Regions from separate parts of the Homo sapiens genome. Here region 1 is linked to region 2. Evidence: read pairs that join two places in POLR2A ChIA-PET (ENCODE). Cell type or tissue: Caco-2. All regions are shown on one strand. Each heading gives the region's core, and the rest is flanking DNA. Links, peaks and the distances in the headings are about the cores only.

Region 1 (5,374 bases), core at 273-5,272, 180 kb after region 2:
TAGCCAGGCGCGGTGGCAGGCGCCTGTAATCCCAGCTACTTGGGAGGCTGAGGCAGGAGGATTGCCTGGACCCGGGAGGCAGAGGTTGCAGTGAGCTGAGATGGCACTACTGAACTCCAGCCTGGCCAACAAGAGCGAAACTGTCCCCCCTCCAAAAAAAAAATTAATAAAATATTTAAATTTTTAAAAAGGTACTTTTAAATTAAGGTATATACTTTTTTAAAGACATAATGATACTGCACACTTAGACTACAGTACGGCATAAAGATAACTTTTATTTTTTAATTTTTATTTATTGTTATTTTTTGAGACAAGAGTCTTGCTCTTTTTGCTCAGGCTGGAGTGCAATGGTGTGATCATGGCTCACTGCAACCTCCACCTCCCAGGTTCAAGTGATTCTCCTGACTCAGCCTTCTGAGTAGCTGGGGATTACAGGTGCCCACCACCACGCCCGGCTAGTTTTTGTATTTTTAGTAGAGACAGGGTTTCACCACTTTGGCCAGGCTGGTCTCGAACTCCTGACCTTAGGTGATCCACCCACCTCCGCCTCCCAAAGTGCTGGGATTACAGGCATGACCCACTGCGCCCAGCCAAAACATAACTTTTTTTTTTTTTTTTTTTTTTGAGACAGTTTTACTCGCTACCCAGGCTGGAGCGCAATGGCGTGATCTCAGCTCACTGCAACATCCGCCTCTTGGTTTCATCAAGCGATTCTCCTGCCTCAGCCTCCTGAGTAGCTGGGATTACAGGCATGCGCCACCACGCCTGACTAATTTTGTATTTTTAGTAGAGATGGGGTTTCTCCATGTTGGTTAGGCTGGTCTCGAACTCCTGACCTGAGGTGATCCACCCGCCTCGGCCTCCCAAAGTGCTGGGATTACAGGCATGAGCCACTGCGCCCGGCCAAAACTTAACTTTTATATGCACTGGGAAACGAAAAACTTCGTGTGACTGGCTTTATTGCCATATATGCTTTATTGCAGTAGTCTGGAACTAATCCCACACTATCTCTGAGTTATGCCTGTATTTATTTTCCTACCACTATATTCTTTAGCTGGTCTCTTAAAGCCAAGTCCAGCCACGTGCTCACACCTGTAATCCCAGCACTTTGGGAGGCTGAAAAGGGAGGCTTGAGTCTAGAGTTCAAGACCAGCCTGGGCAACACAGCGAGTCCCCGTCTCTATGAAAAATAAAAACATTTAGGCTGGGCATGGTGGCTCACGCCTGTAATCCCAGCACTTTGGGAGGCCGAGGCAGGTGAATCATGAGGTCAGGAGTTCGAGACCAGCCTGGCCAATATGGTGAAACCCCGTCTCTACTAAAAATACAAAAATTAGCCGGGCGTGGTGGTGGGTGCCTGTAGTCCCAGCTACTTGGGAGGCTGAGGCAGGAGAATCGCTTGAACTGGGAGACAGAGGCTGCAGTGAGCCGAGATTGTACCACTATACTCCAGCCTGGGCAACAGAGTGAGACTCCATCTTAAAAGAAAAAAAAAATTTAAAAAAAATTAGCTGGGCTTGGTGGCATGCATACACCTGTGGTCCCAGCTACTCAGAGGCTGAAGCAAGATGATTGAGCCTGTGAGGTAAGGCTGCAGTAAGGTGTGATCATGCCACTGTACTCCATGGAACGTGGGTGAGATCCTGTCTCAAAAAAAAAATTAAATTAAAAAAAAAAAATAAAGCCAGGTCCAGGTAGTGCAGCACTAATAATGACACACAGTAAGCATATTAACTAGCACAGTTACCCTATGAGTAAACACTACTATATTCTCCTTTTTAAGACGACGTGCCTAAGGCACCAAGAGTTTAAAGGGCCTTGTCGGAGGGTGCAGAGCAGGTAAGAGGTGGGACTGGGACTCAAACCTAGGCCATGTGTCATGATGAGAAAAAGAGTAACGGAGGCCTCCACAAATGTGGACAACTGCTATTTGGCCTATGACCTGGTGTTAACATTTAGGTGTATGAGACACTTTCTGATAAGACCTTCAAACTATCTGCTACCTGGGGGCAAATTACAAGTTGTACAAAGACCAAGAGATAACAAATCAATAGCATGTGCCACTCCACTGATCCAAAATTTCATCACGCCGCCTTTGCAGCACCCTCACATGCTCGCTTACCTGAACATTTTAATTACCTAATTGTTCTCTTTCATTCTTCCAGCAAACTCAAAGGTTACCAACTTTAGCGTTATGGTATTTAGTTCTCAAAAAATAAAAATAAAAAGACTGTGGCAAGCAAAATAGGTATTTAAGCCCATTTTATAGACACGAGAACTCAGATTAAGAATAAATGACTTGTCCTAAGTCACAAAGTTGGTAAGATGCAAATGAAAACTAACAATAGGAAAGTTTCTTTCCTCTACATGGCTTGAGGAATCCCAAGAATCTGAAGACTGAAAGGCGACAGACTTCATCTATTCCAGGATTCTCTCATTCAGAAACTCATACTTTTATTCAATGAAGACTGAGCTCCTACTGACCTGTCAGGTCATGTTCTAGGTGATGTCACAGAACAAATGGAGGAACAAAAGACAAAAATCTCACAGAGGATCCAAAACACTTTATTTTGCAATTTCTTCCTGATGTCTGAACGCCAACCTCCTTGAACTGAAGATCTGTTACTCTCCCCGACAACAGAAAGAATGATCAGTAAATAAATATTTAATAGATATATGTGTAGACGTCTTGTTAAATAAAAACAACAATAAAACCAAATGGGGTAAACTTTAAAATTATTGCTTATCCAACACAAAATGGGGCCAGGTGCGGTGGCTCACACCTGTAATCCCTGCACTTCTTGGAAGGCCGAGGCGGGCAGATCACAAGGTCAGGAGTTCGAGACCAGCCTGACCAACATGGTGAAACCCCGTCTCTACTAAAAATACAAACATTAGCCGGGTGTGGTGGTGGGCGCCTGTAATCCCAGCTACTCAGGAGGCTGAGGCAGGAGAACCGCTTGAACCCGGGAAGCGGAGGTTGCAGTGAGCTGAGACTGAGCCATTGCACTCCAGCCTGGGCAAAAGAGCAAGACTCCGTCTCAAAAAAAAAAAAAAAAAAAGGACAAAACTGCCGGGCGCAGTGGCTCACACCTGTATCCTAGCGCTTTGGGAGGCCAACGCGGCTGGACCACGAGGTCAGGAGTTCGAGACCAGCCTGACCAATAAGGTGAAACTCCGTCTCTATCAAAAATACAAAAATTAGCCAGGCATGGTAGCAGGCGCCTGTAATCCCAGCTACTCAGGAGGCTGAGGCAGGAGAATCGCTTGAACGCAGGAGGCGGAGGTTGCTGTGAGCCGAAGATTGTGCCATTGTACTCCAGCCTGGGCAACAGAGCAAGACTCCGACTCAAAAAAAAAAAAAAAAAAAAGACAAAACATAAAACATGAGCTTGGATCGTTTTCTTTAAAAGTTCTTTCTCATAATAAGACGAAATCTGTCTTCCTAGTCAATGCATTCTTGCATTGAAATGCTTAGTCACACATAATTCTTTAAGATAAGATCAAGTAAAAACAATCAGGCCACTGGCCTTCTAAATTTTTTACATTCTGGTAAAGAAACAGTGTGTTCCTTGTGTTACCTGTAAGGGAAGAATTGCTTTTGTTTTATAAACGGCATAAAAATTCTCCCAGAGAGGAAGAGGCATGTTTTGTGCACTCTAAACCTTGTAGATACCTAGACCTCTACCTCTATCCTCTGGAACTACAAAGAACTAGTTTGTTCCCTCTTCTGCTTAACAAACTTTTGCTAAATTATTTAAATAAAATTAATTATAGACAGGACTTCAAAACAGGACTTTGGGAAAAAAAATTTAATTAATAGCTTAGCCAGGCGAGGTGGCTCACGCCTGTAATCCCAGCATTTGGGAGGCTGAAGCGGGCAGATCACCTGAGGTCAGGAGTTTGAGACCAGCCTCACTAACATGGGGAAACCCCGTCTCTACTAAAAATACAAAATTAGCCCAGGGTGGTGGCGCATGCCTGTAATCCCAGCTACTTGGGAGGCTGAGGCCAGAGAATGGCGTGTACCCCGGAGGCGGAAGTTGCAGTGAGCCGAGATCGTGCCACTGCACGCCAGCCTGGGCAACAAGGGCAAAACTCCGTCTCAAAAAAGAAAAAAAAAAAGCTTAAATAAATTTAAATCTCATTAAAATGATGTTTTTGGCCCATAAAAGGGAACACATCACTAATTTTATAGCCATTCCTGACTTTGACCGACGGCTTTTTTTTTTTTTTGAGAAAGAGTCTCGCTCTGTCAGCCAGGTGGGGTGCAGTGGCGCGATCTCAGCTCACTGCAACCTCCACCTCCTGGGTTCTAGCAATTCTCCTGCCGCAGCCTCCCAAGTAGCAGGATTACAGGTGCCCGCCACCAAGCCTGGGCTAATTTTTTTTTTGTATTTTTAGTAGAGATGGGGTTTCACCAATGTTGGCTAGGGTAGTTTCGAACTCCTGACCTCAAATTATCCGCCCACCTCGGCCCACCAAAGTGCTAGGATTACAAGTGTGAGCCACCATGCCCAGCCGGCTCCTTTCTCTTAAAACAAGCACACTTTAGGGGTTAGAAGGGAACCTTGTTCAAAGAGAACTAAGGGTTCAGCTCTATCTATCCACCATGGAGTAGACTTGAATTCTCTTCATCTCTGGGCTGAGATCACACTGGGCGAAAGCATTCTGGAAAGTGTAAAGTCCTTTCCAGACTTTCTGGAAAGTGTGTTAAAAAAGCACTCTGGAAACTGTAAAGTCGGCCAGAGAAGTCAACAGAGAGCAGAGACTCTGGGCCAGACTGCTTTGGGGACCTACTAGCCATGTGGCCTTGGGCAAGTCCCCTCTCTGCAACCTCGGTTTCCCACCTAGAAGGTAAGAATACCACCTACCCCAGAGGGTTATTGTGAGGAGAAAATGAGATAACATTTTTTAGTCTTCTGGTATGTAATAAACAGTTCATTGTTATTATTTGGTAATATTATTAGTAATTAATTTTTTTTTTTTTTTGAGACGGAGTCTTGCTCTGTCGCCCAGGCCGGAGTGTAGTGGCACAATCTCGGCTCACTGCAAGCTCCGTCTCCCGGGTTCACGCCATTCTCCTGCCTCAGCCTCCTGAGTAGCTGGGACTACAGGCGCCTGCCACCATGCCCGGCTAATTTTTTTGTATTTTTAGTAGAGACGGAGTTTCACCGTGTTAGCCAGGACGGTCTCGATCTCCTGACCTTGTGATCCGCCCGCCTCGGCCTCCCAAAGTGCTGGGATTACAGGCTTGAGCCACCTCACCCAGCCTTATTAGTAATTAATTTGATTATTCTCTAAGAAAGGGTGAATGCCTTACCTTCAAAGGTACTAGAGTCCAACAGATCTTACCATGAATTTCTTGCTTTTC
Region 2 (5,374 bases), core at 137-5,136:
ACTTTTGGAGGCCGAGGTGGGCGGATCATGAGGTGAGGAGATCGAGACCAGACCATCCTGGCTAACACAGTGAAACCCCATCTTTACTAAAAATACAGAAAAAACAAATTTAGCCAGGTGTGGTGGCAGGCACCTGTAGTCCCAGCTACTCGGGAGGCTGAGGCAGGAGAATGGCGTGAAGCCGGGAGGCGGAGCTTGCAGTGAGCCGAGATCATGCCCCTACACTCCAGCCTGGGCAACAGAGCAAGACTCCATCTCAAATAAAAAAAAAGACTCTTCACTGGATTTAGAACCCAACCAAGTAATCAAGAGTAATCTCATCTTAAGATCTTTCATTAAATATCCTGTTTCCCAGCCAAGTGTGGTGGCTCACGCCTGTAATCTCAGCAATTTGGGATGCAAAGGCAGGAGGATTGCTTGATGCCAGGCGTTCAAGGCCAGCCTGGGCAACATAGGAAGACCCCATCTCTACAAAATACAGGAAAAATTAGCTGGGTGTGGTGGGCGCACCTGTAGTCCCAGCTACTTGGGATGCTGAGGCAGGAGGATCCCTTGAGCCTGGGAGGTCAAGGCTGCTGTGAGCTGTGATCACACCACCACACTCTGGCCTGGACAACAGTGAGAGCTTATATATGTATATTTTTTAAAGACCCTGTTTCCAAATACAGTTCATTAGTTCATTTACAGGTTCCAGGGCTTAGGATGTAGAAATATGTTTTTGGGGACAACAATTAACCCTGTTACCCTGCTCTCTCTTTTTTTTTTTTTTTTTTTTTTTTTTTGAGATGGAATCTCACTCTGTAGCCCATGCTGGAATGCAGTGGCACGATCTCAGCTCACTGCAACCTCTGAGGCAGGCAGATCACCTAAGGTCAGGAGTTCAAGTCCAGCCTGGCCAATATGGTGAAACCCTGTCTCTACTAAAAATGCAAAAATTAGCCAGGTGTGGTGGCAGTCGCCTGTAATCTCAGCTACTTGGGAGGCTGAGGGAGGAGAATTGCTTGAACCCAGGAGGCGGAGGCTGCAGTGAGCTGAGATCACACCACTGCACTCCAGCCTGGACTACAGAGTAAGACTCTGTCTCAAAGAAATAAATAAAAATAAATAAAATTATTACATCTGAACCATCATTCCATCTACTTTCTTTTCTTTCCTTTTATTGTTTTTTCTTCACCCTCCCTTCCCCACCCTTCTTCCTTTTACTTTCCTCTGTAGACTTCTCACATCCTCACAACTATATCCATTGTTGGGTTTCATAACTGTATTCTCTGTTGCCACTGTAACAAATGACCAAAAACCTAGTGGCTTAAAACAACACAAATGTATTCTACTTATTTATTTATTATTTATTTATTTATTTTTGAGACAGAGTCTTGCTCTGTCGCCCAGGCTGGAGTGCAGTGGCATGATCTCAGCTCACTGCAACCTCCATCTCCTGAGTTCAAGCAATTCCCCTACCTCAGCCTCCCTAGTGACTGGGATTATAGGCACCCACCACCATGCCCAGCTAATTTTTGCATTTTTAGTAGAGACGGGGTTTCACCACGTTGGCCAGGCTGATCTCTAACTCCTGACCTTGGGTGATCTGCCCACCTCAGCCTCCCAAAGTGCTGGGATTACAGGTGTGAGCCACCGCACCCGGCCACAAATGTATTCTCTTACAGTTCTGAAGATCAGAAGTCTAAAAACCAAGATGTAGCCAGGTGTTGTGGCTTACATCTGTAATCCCAGCACTTTGGAGGCCAAGGTGGGAGGAGCTCTTGAGCCCAGGAGTTCGAGACCAGTCTGCACAACATGGCAAGATACTGTCTCTACTAAAAAATCCAAAAATAGGGCCGAGCATGGTGGCTCACACCTGTAATCCCAGCACTTTAGGAGGCCGAGGCAGGCGGATCACAAGGTCAAGAGATTGAGACCATCCTGACCAATATGGTGAAACCCTGTCTCTACTAAAATTACAAAAATTAGCTGGGTGTGGTGGTGGGTGCCTGTAGTCCCAGCTACTCAGGAGGCTGAGGCAGGAGAATCACTTGAACCTGGGAGGCGGAGATTGAAATGAGCCGAGATCGTGCCACTGCACCCCAGCCTGGCAACAAAGCGAGACTCCGTCAGAAAAACAAACAAAAAAAAAATTAGCCGGGTATGGTGGTTCACTCCTGTAGTCCCAGCTACTCCAGAGACTGAGAGGGGAGGGTCACTGGAGCTGGGGAGGTCTAGGTTGCAGGGAGCCATGCTCGCGCCACTGCACTCCAGCTTGGGTGACAGAGTAAGACCCTGTCACAAAAATACAAATTAAAAAAATAAAACGGCAGGGTGCAGTGGCTCACACCTCTAATCTCAACACTCTCGGGACCGAGGTGGGTGTACGGCTTGAACCCAGGAGTTTAAGACCAGCCTGAGCAATATGGTGAGACCCCCAACTCTACAGAAAATACAAAAATTAGCTAGGTGTGGTGGTGCATGCCTGTGGTCCCAGTTACTGGGGAGGCTGAGCCCTGAAAGCCGAGGTTGCAGTGAGCCGAGATGAAGCCACTGCACTCCAGCCTGGGTGACAGAGTGATACCCTGTCTTAAAAAATTAATTAAAAGTAAAAAATAGGCCAGGCGCGGTGGCTCAGGCCTGTAACCCCAACACTTTGGGAGGCCGAGGTGGGCGGATCATGAGGTCAGGAGATCACGACCATCCTGGCTAACATGGTGAAACCCCGTCTCTACTAAAAAACTACAAAAAAATTAGCTGGGCGTGGTGGCGGGCGCCTGTAGTCCCAGCTGCTTGGGAGGCTGAGGCAGGAGAATGGCGTGAACCCAGGAGGCGGAGTTTGCAGTGAGCGGAGATTGAACCACTGCACTCCAGCCTGGGAGACTGAGCAAGACTCTGTCTCAAAAAAAAAAAAAAAAGTAAAAAATAAAATAAAATAAATACATAAATAAAACGAAAATGTCAGCTGGGTTGTGTTCCTGCTCAGGGGACTCGGAGGAGAATTCATTTCTTTATCTTTTTTCAGCTTCTGGAGTCGGCCTGCATTGTTTGGTTCAGTGTAATGAAGAATTTAACCTTCCCCAAAGAGAGGTAAGACCTTTGTCCTCAGTGCCTTTGAGGTCATCTCCTCTAAATCTCTGGAATGTCGTTCCTGATAAGATTATCTTGGTTTACCTATCAGCCTTGGGCCAACTAGGCTAGTAACAATGTGACTCAGGGTGGGGCCCTGGGGTCACAGGGTATCAGCTGACCTCTGGAAGGGCTGGCGCCTGAGGTCACCTCAGTCTCACGGAGGACGACTGGGTTTACGCGTCTCAGGGGTAATGAAGGTTCTGGACAGTGAGGCTTCCGAGAGCTTCCCTGGTCAACAAAGCTCCACATGTACCGTCACACACTGTTGCTGGGTAAAGTGAGCGCTGTCCACATTCCATGGGGACAAGAGGGCTGGAAGCCTCAGGATGGGACCCCGCCCCCAGGCTCTGCCGAATGCCCGTCTTCCCTGGGCTGATTTTCACCTGTATTCTTGCACTGTAATACACCATAACCGGGAGCACGGCAGCTGTCAATGAATTCTTCTTCTTTTTTTTTTTTTTTGAGATGGAGTCTCTCTCTGTTGCCCAGGCTGCAGTGCAGTGGCGTGATCTTGGCTCACTGCAACCTCCGCCTCCCGGGTTCAAGCAATTCTCCTGCCTCAGCTTCCCAAGTAGCTGGGACTACAGGCGTGTGCCACCATGCCAGGCTAATTTTTTTATTTTTAGTAGAGATGGGGTTTCACCGTGTTAGCCAGGATGGTCTCTATTTCCTGACCTCGTGATCTGCCCGCCTTGGCCTCCCAAAGTGCTGTGTTTGCAGGCGTGAGCCACCGTGCCTGGCCTTTTTGTTTGTTTTTTGAGACAAGAATCTCTTTCTGCTTCCCAGGCTGGAGTGCAGTGGTGTAATCTCAGCTCACTGCAACCTCCGCTTCCCAAGATGAAGCGATTCTTGTGCCTCAGCCCCCCAAGTAGCTGGGACTACAGGCATGTGCCACCACACCTGGCTAATTTTTGTATTTTCAGTACAGACAGGGTTTCAGCATGTTGGCCATGGCAGGTCTTGAACTCCTGGCCTCAAGTGATCTGCCCACCTCAGCCTCCCAAAGTGCCGGGATTACAGGCATGAGCACTGCACTCCGCCCAGTTCCGTGAATTCTGCTAGCAAATTAGCAAACCTCTAGAGTAGCTCAGATTACAGGTGTGTGCCACCATGCTCCGTTGGCAGAGATTGCAGTGAGCCGAGATCATGCCATTGCACTCCAGCCTGGGCCACAAGAGTGAAACTCTGTCTCAAAAAAGAAGAAAGAAAGAAAAGAAAACAACATATCCAAACTTAAATACTGAGAAACTTCATAAAGTTTGTTGCATTAGGGAGAATGTCCTAGTCTCAGAAATCTGCAAGCATCTCAAAACCAAACAAAAAAAGCCATTCATTTTCTATGTTAAGGGGGCTTTGCAGTCTGGGAAGGTTGGGCAGATGACAGGGACTAAGCCGACTGCATCATTCAACAGGAAACAGGGCTATGTGGGGTCAGGCAGTTCTCAGGATAAGCTAACCAGGAGGCACCTTCCACATTTCATTGCTTGCTCAGACTTGAGGGTGAGCTAGAAGTTCAGGGGCCCATGGAAGGAGATAAACCTGACTCAAGTTTGCTCTAGTCAAAGCAGCAGTCAGATGGGGGCAGCTAGGCTAGGCAAGGTGGCTCATGCCTATAATCCCAGCACTTTGGGAGGCTGAGGCAGGAGGATCGCTTGAGCCCAGGAGTTTGAGACTATCCCAGGCAACGCAGGGAGACCCCGTCTCTACAGAAAATGAAAATAAAAAACAAGAAAAGGGCAACTGTGAACTCTTGATCAGAAAAAAATGTTAAAGCCATGTGTGGTGGCTCATGCCTATAATCCCAGCACTTTGGGAGGCCTGGGCTGGTGGATCACTTGAGGTCAGGAGTTCAAGACCAGCCACGGCCAACATAGTGAAACCCCATCTCTACTGAAAATACAAACAATTAGCTGGGTGTGATGGCGGGTGCCTGTAGTCCCAGCTACTAGGGAAGCTGAGGCAGGAGAATCGCTTGAACCCGGGAGGCAGAGTTTGTAGCAAGCTGAGATCTCACCATTGCACCCCAGCCTGGTCAACAACAACAAAACTCCATCTCAAAAAAAAAAAAAAAAAAAAAAAAAATTGCCTGGCATGTTGGCACATGCCTAAAATCCCAGCTACTCAGTAGGCTGAGGCAGGAGAATTGCTTGGACCCGGGATGCAGAAGTTGCAGTGAGGTGAGATGGTGCCACTGCACTCCAGTCTGGGCGACAGAGCAAGATTCTGTCTCAAAACAAACAAAAAACGAAATGAGGTTTCATTT

Evidence for each region. Peaks named below come from ENCODE experiments on the same cell type or tissue, not always from the same donor. Only the 100,000 strongest peaks of a DNase experiment are listed, where the experiment ranks them.
Region 1: POLR2A ChIA-PET joins it to region 2 with 5 read pairs; 6 of 35 experiments call an interaction of 5 or more read pairs at or near these places.

The regions. Positions count from the first base shown.
Region 1 is chr19:46,872,499-46,877,872 of GRCh38, reverse strand. The region is part of intron 1 of ARHGAP35 (Rho GTPase activating protein 35); the gene reads right to left. Among named protein-coding and RNA genes, the nearest start is that of ARHGAP35, 14 kb to the right of the region's middle. In Caco-2, for the core only: no CTCF peak of the experiment used is centred there; no DNase peak of the experiment used is centred there.
Region 2 is chr19:47,056,717-47,062,090 of GRCh38, reverse strand. No RefSeq gene overlaps it. Among named protein-coding and RNA genes, the nearest start is that of TMEM160, 11 kb to the right of the region's middle. RefSeq lists an enhancer at 1,845-2,365. In Caco-2, for the core only: no CTCF peak of the experiment used is centred there; DNase peaks (open chromatin) are centred at 3,260 and 3,840.